2 separate regions of the Homo sapiens genome follow, and region 2 is linked to region 1. A link is a loop called in an ENCODE intact Hi-C map of the cell type or tissue named here. Cell type or tissue: dorsolateral prefrontal cortex. All regions are shown on one strand. Links, peaks and the distances in the headings refer to the core of each region. The heading gives the core; the rest is flanking DNA.

Region 1 (5,382 bases), core at 92-5,091:
GGGCACAACTTCTGTCGCTCCTGCATCCACCAGTGCTGGGAAGACTTACAGGATGTCCTCCCCTGTCCTGTCTGCCTCCGTCACTGCCCTGATGAGAACCTCAGGAGCAAACACCCAGTTGCGCCACATGACTGATATGGTTCAGCAGCTTCTCACCGTGACGAGCAAGAGGGAATGGCAGGAAGAGGAGCCCCTCTGTGAGAAGCACAGTCAGGGTCTAGTCCTGCTCTGTGAGAAGGACCTGGAGCTATTGTGTCCCCAGTGCAAGGTCTCCTCTGACCATCAGGATCATCCCTTGTTGCCCATTGAGCAAGCTGCAGCTACACACAGAAGGAAGCTCAAAAGCTACATTAAGCCACTAAAGAAGGAAACTGAACATGCCAAGATGCGGTGTGAAGTCCCAATTTTGAGATCACTTAATGTGAAAAGGAAGATGGCAACATGGAGGAAGGAATTACAATTTGAATTTAAAGAAATTAAGTCTTTCTTGGTAAAGGAACGAGCTGTAATTCATGCCAGGCTACTTATTGAAGAGAAGGATGCTAAAGAAAAACTCACTGAAAACCAAAGACAAATTTCAGGCCACTTATCCACACTACAGAATCTGTTTTTTTTTTTTTTTTTTTTTTTGAGACGGAGTCTCGCTATGTCGCCCAGGCTGGAGTGCAGTGGCTCAATCTTGGCTCACTGCAAGCTCCGCCTCCAGGGTTCACGCCATTCTCCTGCCTCAGCCTCCCGAGTAGCTGGGACTATAGGCGCCCGCCACCCTGCCCGGCTAATTTTTGGTATTTTTAGTAGAGACGGGGTTTCACTGTGTTAGCCAGGCTGGTCTCGATCTCCTGACCTCATGATCTGCCCGCCTCTGCCTCCCAAAGTGCTTGGATTACAGGCGTGAGCCACCGCGCCCAGCCTACAGAATCTCTTAAATGAAGTAACAGAGAAGAGTTTTCAGGCAGACCTGGATATGCTGACAGGTATTGAGAACAGCTACAACACATATGACCACCTGAAAACCCCTGCAGTCTTCTCATAGGAATCAAGGAAGGAGAGTTTGAGTCTCTCTCCACCTTATTTTGGCCTGAAAAAAATGATGAGCCCATTTCAGGAAGATTTGACACTAGATCCAGAAACAGCCCACCCTAGTCTTATTATCTCAAGAGACAGAAAGTGTGATATTTAGAATGATGAACCCACACTTTACTGATAATCTTCAGTCATTTAGTTTTTACCCAGCTGTCTGAAGCTGTGAGGGATTTGATGCTGGGAGACACTTTTGGCAAGTAGAAGTGAGAGCAAAGGTACATGGTTCCTTGGTGTGTGTAAAGAAATGTTTCCCAGAGATGGTCTTACATCACCAACTCCACAGATGGGGTGCTGGCAAATTCAGCCATTCCGTAGTTCATGCAGTACAAGGAACACAGAAGTCCTGCAAGTTGGCATTTTTCTGGACTATGAGTTGGGAGAAGTTTCCTTTTATAATTTAAATACCAGATCATATGTGTATACTTTCACTGGTAAGTTTACAGAAAAGCTTATGCCTTATTTCTCTATTGCACCTTCTTCACAAGCTGTTACAATCACATTGTCATAGACCAATGATGAACTACTTAGAGCACCCTTTGTATGTAGCTATATTTTCTTCCTGTGTTCTTGGAGGGCATTTGTAATAAAAGTTCTGATTCCATGTTTATGTTTGACTGCTGATATTATTGGGGGACTCACTCTTCTCTCTTCCCTTCTGCCCTCCCTGGACAAGCTGATGAGAAAGCCTGGGTGCTCCCTCTGTTGGTGTAGGTGGGAGGTTCAGACCTAGCAAGCCTCTGGTAGTGCAGGACCCTTTCAGCAGCCCCACCCATGACCACCATCACAACCCCAAACCAGTCTCCTTTCCCTGCTTTCTCAAGTCACTTTTGCATCAACTCTGTAGACACCCTTCTCTCCTCATAAACCTCATTACAGGAGTAGGAGTCCATTTCATACAATCTTGGATTGTGTGGCATCAGCAGTCTCAACACTGAACCAGTTGTCAGGGAGGGTGCAAACTGACCCCTTCAATGCAAACTATCTATGCAAACTGACCCCTTCAAAGGCCATTGTGAGCAGGATTATCCAGATGTTGGCTGCCACCTTCAGGGAATTGCTGTTCTAGCTTTGCTTTGCTCACTGGCTCTGTGCCACATGATGAGCCTGCACTTTCAGCTCAGCTGCTTTGTGCTGCTTTTACTGAGTTTGGCTGAGACTCTTTGAGAGAATTCTCTGACCTAGGTCAGTAATTTAGATAATATTTTGTTAGTTAAGTATAGGAACATGGACTCAGGTCCCTTTTACTGTCTCCTTGAGTGGTGCATCTCCGTCCAGACATATTGCTGTGTCTTTTATAATTTAAAAAACAGATCCTCTGTGTATAATTCCACTGATAAGTTTACAGAAAAGTTTATGCCTTATTTCTCTATTGAACCTTCTTCACAAGCTGTTACAATCAGTATTGTCCTAGACAATAATCACGTTAAATTATTATGTATTGTCAAAGCATAATCACATTAAAAGGAATAACCCCTAAAATGTATTGAATGTCTCCAAAAAAAAAAAAAAAAGAATAAAAAACAATGGACATGAACGTCAGAGAGACAGGGAATAAAAAGAAAAATAAAACCAAATCACAGATTCAAGGAGAGGAACAACAACAAAAACTGCAACAGAAATTCCTAATTTGCAATTACCAGTTGAATATGCAAAATTCACCAAAAGAATCTGTACAACACAAAAGCTTAAAAGGTGCTAATTGACTTTTCTGTTTCTGTAACCTGGATGGTGACTGAACTTCAACATCTGTTGAAATGCATCAATTGGAAAACCTTCGCAGACTTAATCCTTTGCCTCCAATTAGGTAACCAGGGATCCCTCTGATTTTAAATGAAGAGCCCTCTATTACCTTAGTGACATTACTAATCATAAAATGAAGGTAAAAGAGGTATCCCTTATCTTAACTATAAGAATCACTGCCTTTCCTAAATTTTCCATGGTGTGTTTCTAGATTCTAACATAAGCTGTGACTGATGTAAGTTCAGGGGGAACTCTAATTTGTGACCAATTGTTCGTGTGTCTCACCTCCAAACTGGTGCCTGTTCTATAGAGCACATAGGGGAAAAATTGTATCCTGTGCCATATACGGGCTCATTTGGTGGTCACTTGTGTGAAGCAAGAAGTCACTATTTGGAGATTGAGCATTAGTTGAAAATTACAATTACTTATGTTAATCCATTTTGTTCTGATTTGAGAGAATGCCTGAGATTTGGTAATCTATAAAGAAGAGAAATTAATTTCTCACCGTTCTGGAAGTTGGGAAGCTCAAGATCAAGGCAGTGACAGGTTTGGTGTCAGGTGAGTGCCTGGTCTCTGCTTCCAAGATGGTGCCTTCAATGCTGCAGCCTCTGGAGGGAGAAACGCTGTTCCTGACATGGCTAAAGAGCAGAGGTGGAGCTGCTGAGTGCAGTGGCTCATGCCTGTAATCTCAGCACTTTGGGAGGCCTAGGCAGGCAGATCACTTGAGGCCAGGAGTTGAAGACCAGCTTGGCCAAAATGGCAATTAGGGAAGAGAGAGACCCTCTCATATTGTTTTATATTGTTTTATACTCAGTACCTGTTTTAAGAAAAAACAACAAGGAAGTAAAACCAAAGACAGGCAACCCGAGGCCAGGCCCAAAACCAGGCCTGGGCCTGCCTGGCCTAAACCCAGTAGTTAAAAATCAACTCATAACTTAGAAACTGATGTTATTTATAGATTCCAGACATTGTATAGAAGAACGTTGTGAAACTCCCTGCCCTGTTCTGGTTCTCTCTGACCACCGGTGCATGCAGCCCCTGTCACGTACTGCCTTGCTTGCTCAAATCAATCACGACCCTTTCATGTGAAATCTTTAGTGTGGTGAGCCCTTAAAAGGGATAGAAATTGGGCATTTGGGGAGCTCGGATTTTAAGGCAGTAGCTTGCTGATGCTCCCAGCTGAATAAAGCCCTTCCTTCTACAACTCGGTGTCTGAGAGGTTTTGTCTGTGGCTCGTCCTGCTACAGCAAAACCCTATCTCGACTAAAAGTACAAAACTTAGCTGGGCATGATGGCATGCAGCTGTAGTCTCACCTACTCGGGAGGCTGAAGTGGGAGGATCATTTGAACTCCAGAGGCAGAGATGGCAGAGCCAAGATTGTGTCATTGCACTCCAGCCTGGGTGACAGAGCAAGACTCCATCTCAAAGAAAAGAAAAAGAGAGCAGAGTGGGTGTATATACCCTGGAAAGCTCTTTTTTAGCATGGCATGAATCCATGAGGGGGAGCCCTTGAGACCTAAACCCCTCTCATTAGGTTCCACCTCTCAGTGGAATCACATGGGTGATTGTTTATAATACAAGAGGTTTGTGGAGACAAACATTTAAACAATAGCTATTGAGGCTCACACTCATAAGAGCAGATGGCTAATTAGGACCCTAGAAATATCTTTGCTTTCTGCTGCTGTCTAGGCCTTTGTTACAACAAAGATTCTGATCTTCAGAATTATAGGGAGATAGCTGGGAACAGTATCTCACACCTGTAATGATCGCTTGAGCTCAGGAGCTTGACAACAGCCTGGGCAACATAATGTGACTTTGTTTCAAAAAAAAAAAAAAAAAAAAAAGAGAAAGAAAGAAAAGAAAAAGAAAAAGAAAAAGAATTATGGGGAGAAACCAGTGACCCCTGTGGCTCACCGAAGTGGTCAATTTCAACCAAACTTACAACCAGGGTTCCTAAACTCTGTAACCCTCCAGTGCCCATAGAACTGTGATGGTACTAATAGAAGGTTTTCTGGAGTCAGAAACTTCAAAACATAATAACATGAAAAGGAACAGCCCCTAAAGTATATTGCACGTTTACCAAAAAAAAAAAAGAATAAAAAACAATAGACATGAAAAGTCAGGGAGATGGGGAAGAAAGAGAAAGAAAAATAACACCAAATTCTAGATTCAAGGAGAGGACAAAAAAAAAAGCACCAAAACAAAACAAAACAAAAAAACTGGAGGAAGCTTCCTAATTTGCAATTTCAAGTTGAAAATGCAAAATTTACCAAAAGAATCTAAACAACACAAAAGATTAAAAGGTACTGGTTGACTTTTCTGTCTCTGTAACCTAGATGATGATTGAACCTAAGCATCTGTTGAAATGCATCATTGGAAAACCTTTATAGACTTTATTATTTCCCTCTAATTAGTTTACCAGGGATCCCTCTGATTTTAAATGAAGAATCCTCTATTACCTTAGTGATGTTACTGAACATAAAATGGAGGCAAAGAGGTATTCTTTACCTTAACTATGAGAATCACTGGCTTCCCTAAATTTTCCAGGGTGAGAACAC
Region 2 (5,382 bases), core at 86-5,085, 62 kb before region 1:
CTAAGCTCATGAGCCTGTCTCCCATCCAAATGACAGTTTGTCTAAGATCATTAATTTGATTTGCCAATTTTTGATCAATACCAGATTGTGAATTCCACAATCTTGTAGAATTTTTTGCCAATCATGAACAAAGTTTACTGACTGAACAGAAGAGTGCAATGCAACTCCTGCCACAGCAGCCGTAGCTGTGACTGCAATTAATCCCATAATCACTGTAATTAAAGTAAAAGTGAATATTTTAGATCTATTTAAAAACACATTTTAATACTTCAGTCAAAATATGGACGGATGGTGAGGCCTCTCACGGTAGGTCCATGGACACAGGGATCCACACGCCTTCTCTTGCTCTCATCAGCAGAATATGGTGCTGCCAATTAAAAGTCAAATCAATGCAAGTAAACAATCTGCAATTTTCAGAGGTTATAGTTTGAGTCTGGTTTAATAACTATATTTCCTACAACTAGCATATAAGGGGGCTTTACACAACTTTGTAAAGGAACTGTTAGACTGGAATTTAGGTCGATAGTATAAAATGGCTTACAATCTCGTTTCTAAAGTTTGATTTCCAGACCAAATTCTATGAGGTATGAGGCCACAGTAAGCCTCCCTAATTCTGGATGTTCAGGACCAGAAACAGGACTTATTATTTTTGGTCTTGGGGTAGAGATTCCTTCTTCTCCCCATTCCCAAGGGTAGAAAGACTGTTATTTTTTATGCTTATGTTTGTCTAAACTTTCTGTTAAGTCGCTGTCAACAGCTGGACTCAACTTGTGCACTTGGACACGACTGAGTTTGTCCTGTGCAATTGTGGTAGAATTGACCTCGAGGTGCCCAATCTATAATAGTTCCGAATTCATTGTTTTGTAATATCACGGCACTATTGGCCACACATTCTTCCCAAACTAAAACTTCTGTGTCTTTTGATCCTTTGGGAATTTCCTTGCGGCAAGGTTTCCCTTTAGGTCTAAATTTTAATGATCTTTGATAAGAAAAGTCTTGTAAATAATTTACCTGAGTGGCATCCCGCTTACCATGTGTTAAGTGAATCTACTGACGGGACTGACAGTAGGTACTTCTACCAACCAACTTTGGACTGCAGGCATTAAACATCCTGGTGCTCTCCCTAGGCAAATATAGGAGAATAACGATACCCAGTGGAAATATTTATCATCATCCCTTCTTCCTCAGGTTTGGCAGGGCAACAATCATCTGTGGGGCCAGGTACCCATACTCTATCATTAACATATACTTCAATAGGATTATCCATCCATGTGGCTGGTGTTTCCATCTCCGTGGAGGCGATTTTCTTTGCATCTCTGATGGGTTCATTGTAGAACTTCAAATGTCTAGTGGGTATCCAAACAGGAAGCTGATTTTCTCCTGGTGAAATACAAGCAAAACCTCTCCCCCACATCACCACCTTCCCTATTTCCCATGTCTTATGTTTATTATCTTTCCACCAAATCAGTTTTTCTTCATGTGGGCTGTTCTTTTTACCAGTAAGATGTTGTCCTGCAGAAGTAGTAGTCTGATTTCTATAAATGTTTAAAAAATTTAAAGTATAGAGTGCTAGATTAAGTTGCATCTGAGGAGTGGTACATTCCTTACTGTCTCCCCCTTCTTTTTGTTTAACTAATTGAGTTTTGAGTGTTCTATTAGTTCTTTCAACTATGGGCTGTCCTTGGGAATTATAGAGAATTCTTGTTGTATGTGAAATTTTCCACTGATTTAAGAATTTTTGGAAAGCTTTACTACAATATCCTGGTCCATTGTCAGTTTTTTTTTTTTTTTTTTTTTTTTTTTTTGAGATGGAGTTTCGCTCTTGTTGCCCAGGCTGGAGTGCAATGGCGCGAGCTTGGCTCACTGCAACCTCCACCTCCCAGGTTCAAGCAATTCTCCTGCCTCAGCCTCCTGAGTAGCTAGGATTACAGGCATGCACCACCATGCCTGTCTAATTTTGTATTTTTAGTAGAGACGGGGTTTCTCCACGTTGAGGCTGGTCTCGAACTCCTGACCTCAGGTGATCTGCCTGCCTCAGCCTCCCAAAGTGCTGGGATTACAGGCGTGAGCCACCACACCCGGCCATTGTCAGTTTTGATTTTTTCTGGAACTCCCATTACAGCGAGACAAGATAATAAATGTTTTTTTAACATGTGAAGTACTTTCTTGATTATCTGGCCCTGAACAATGTAAAATCATAGTACTGTGATACACTTCTGAGGCTGTGCCTATGCTGACAAGTCCTGTAACAGCCTTTTGTTTAGGCCAATTTTTTGGCCACTGATTTAAAGCAATGATGGAGACATCTGCTCCAGTGTTTACTAACCCTTCAAACTGTTTTCCTTGAATAATGGCCTTACGCACAGGTCTGTTCTCTGAGACCCGACTTGCCCAATATGCAGCCTTTCCTGTCAGATCTGTGTTTCCAAACCCTGCTGTTCTTTTTATCTCACTATTTCCAACCTTAACATAAGGCAGGAGTAATAAATGAGCATTCCTGTCTCCTGGACTAGCACTCCAAGGAATTGAAGAGCTAATAACCAATTGAATTTTGCCTTTATAGTCTGAATCAACCATACCAGTATGAATTTGAATGCCCTTTAGATTTAGACTTGATCTTCCTAAGATTAGTCCTATAGTCCCCTCAGGCAGTGGGCCATATACCCCTGTGGGGATTTTTTGTGGGGGCTACCCTGGAAACAGACAAACTGCTTGCATAGTACATAAATCTACTGCTGCACTGCTGCTTGTGGCAGGGGACAATTGTTGTATTGTGGTAACTGGCTTATTTCCTGAGGTGCTTGGGACAGTGGGTGTTGTTGTCCCTGAAAACCCTGAGGAACAAAGGGCTGAATTGGGAATGCCCCAGTTTGTTGCAGGGCCTGAGGCTGGCCCCTTTGCTCGTGCCCATTTCTATCAAATTTAGAACGACATTGACTAGCCCAGTGTTTTCCTTTTTTACATCTTGGACATAAGTCAGGTGGCTCTTTACCTGTTGTTGTAGTAGCTTGAATAGTTATATTCTGTTTATTTGAGACTGGGCAATTCTTTTTTAAATGGCCAATTTGACCACAATTATAACATTTCCCTCCAAATGTTCTAACTTGCCCTCCTAAAGCAACTCCCGCTATTGCTTGAGCCATAAGCATAGCTTTATGCATAGCTCCTCCAATTCCATGACAGACTTTTACATAGTCTGAGATTACATCTGATTCGGCGGGAAACTTTCCTTTTAATGGCTTAATGGCTGATTGACACTCAGGATTGGCGTTTTCGTATGCCATCAATTCCACTATGACTTTTTGGGCATTTTCATCGGCAATTGACTTTTGAGCAGCATCTTGGAGCCTTGCCACAAATCAGGGTAGGGCTCTTTAGAGCCTTGTCTTATTGTATTAAATGAGGGGTAGGCGGTTCCTGGGTCTTGGAATTTTTCCCAGTCTCTAAGGCAAATAGCTCTAACTTGCTCAATGGCCTCATTTTGCATTACTGCTTGTTGATTAACAGTGCTCCAATTGTGACCTGTTCCTAATAGTTGATCTGCATCTATGTTAACTGGAGGATTGGCAGCCCTATTTCTTCGGACCTGTTCTTGTGTCCTATCAATCCACCAAGTCTTAAATTGTACAAATTGAGAGGGTGAGAAAGACGATTTTGCCAGAATCTCCCAATCATAAGGAATGAGTCTATGTCCATGAGCAATGGAATCTAATAATGTCCTCATGTAAGGGGAGTTGGGTCCATACTGTTTGACTCCGTCTTTCCTATCTTTTAGCATTTTTATAGAAAAAGACTTGTATCTGGCCTCAACTGTGGGAGGCTCTCCCTCTTGGGCCCCTTCTCCAGGTGGCATCAGTTCCAACATTACTGGGAATTGCCACACCTCAGTATCTCCTTGCTTTCTTGACTATAATTTTCTTGACAATAATTTTATGTAATGCACTACCCTGTCTACTAGGTGGTGCCATAGGATTAAGTCTCAAAGTGGGCGGCTGAGGGTGTGGCACCCTATTCTGTAGTGCTGGCAGCATTCCTGGATGTCCATACTGACTTTCTGGGGGTGGCTGATACTGAAGTTCAGCCAGTGGCCAGTATTGATAAGCTACTGGTGGTTGGGTCTTATTTTCTCTAACCTGCGTTTGAGGTTGTAATGTTATGGGCATCTGACCTGCTAGAAAAGGACTTGGCTCTCGTGGTTTGGACTCTGATGGCCTCACTAATTCTGGACCTTTTTCTTCTAATTTTAACGTTTCAGGATATATCACCTCCTGTAATTGTTTATAGTCAACATTTTGCATTGACTGAGCCATTACCGGCTCTGCTACATATTCGCACAATGTAAACTTTCCATTTTTTTCTGGGATTTTCTCCCTGTCTCTTCTTTACAATCTATTACACCACTTCCAGGGGCATCAGAAACTGAAATGCTATCTTCTTCTGTTTGAAATGGTTCTAAAAATGCTTTAATAATGGCCCAATCATTCCATAATGTAAGTGGGATGATTTTACCCTCCCTACCTGCTCGTTTTAGTTCTTTGCCAATTTTTTTCCAGTCTTTTAGATCTAAAGTTCCTTGTTCTGGAAACCATGGGCAAAATTGTTCTATTGTTTGAAATAGCTTGATTAGATTTTTTGTAGATACTCTAACTCCCCCTCTTTTTAAAAGAATTTTAATAAAGCTGGGATAAGAGGCATATTTACTTTTAGTTTGCCCCATTGTTACCCTGGCTTCTTCCGAGTGCACAAGCTTACCGTAAGGCTGACTGTAGACGTACTCAGGATCTCTTCGTCGACTTGTCCTCAATGACCACACTCGAGCGTACCTTCACCCTAGAGAAAAGCCTTGGGCACCAGATGAAGGGGTAGGTTGCCCCTCCACACCTGTGGGTGTTTCTCGTTAGGTGGAATGAGAGACTTGAAAAAGAAAAAGACACATAGACAAAGTATAGAGAAAGAAATAAGGGGGCCCAGGGGACCAGCATTCAGCATATAGAGGATCCCACCTCGGCCTCTGAGTTCCGTTAGTATTTATTGATCATTCTTGGGTGTTTCTCGGAGAGGGTGATGTGGCAGGGTCATAGGATAATAGTGGAGAGAAGGTCAGCAGATAAACACATGAACAAAGGTCTCTGCATCTTGAACAAGGTAAAGAATTAAGTGCTGTGCTTTAGATATGTATACACATAAACATCTCAATGCCTTAAAGAGTAGTATTGCTGCCCGCATGTCCCACCTCCAGCCCTAAGGCAGTTTCCCCCTATCTCAGTAGATGGAACATACAATCGGGTTTTATACCGAGACATTCCATTGCCCAGGGATGGGCAGGAGACAGATGCCTTCCTCTTGTCTCAACTGCAAAGAGGCATTCCTTCCTCTTTTACT

What was found. A loop is a pair of places that touch in the nucleus more often than their neighbours do. Peaks named below come from ENCODE experiments on the same cell type or tissue, not always from the same donor. Only the 100,000 strongest peaks of a DNase experiment are listed, where the experiment ranks them.
Region 2: a loop joins it to region 1, with 3 times the contacts of the local background. A loop is called at or near these places in 8 of 110 quality-filtered maps.

What each region holds. Positions count from the first base shown.
Region 1 is chr4:164,934,516-164,939,897 of GRCh38, reverse strand. It overlaps the pseudogene LOC391710. Among named protein-coding and RNA genes, the nearest start is that of FAM218A, 20 kb to the left of the region's middle. RefSeq lists enhancers at 3,376-3,425, 3,466-3,775, 4,086-4,215. In dorsolateral prefrontal cortex, for the core only: a CTCF peak has its summit at 2,170 (motif pointing left); a DNase peak (open chromatin) is centred at 2,165.
Region 2 is chr4:164,996,129-165,001,510 of GRCh38, reverse strand. No RefSeq gene overlaps it. Among named protein-coding and RNA genes, the nearest start is that of TRIM61, 21 kb to the right of the region's middle. RefSeq lists enhancers at 1-176, 3,710-4,490, 4,491-5,273, 5,289-5,382. In dorsolateral prefrontal cortex, for the core only: no CTCF peak of the experiment used is centred there; a DNase peak (open chromatin) is centred at 2,809; H3K4me3 peaks cover 1,220 bases; H3K27ac peaks cover 2,233 bases.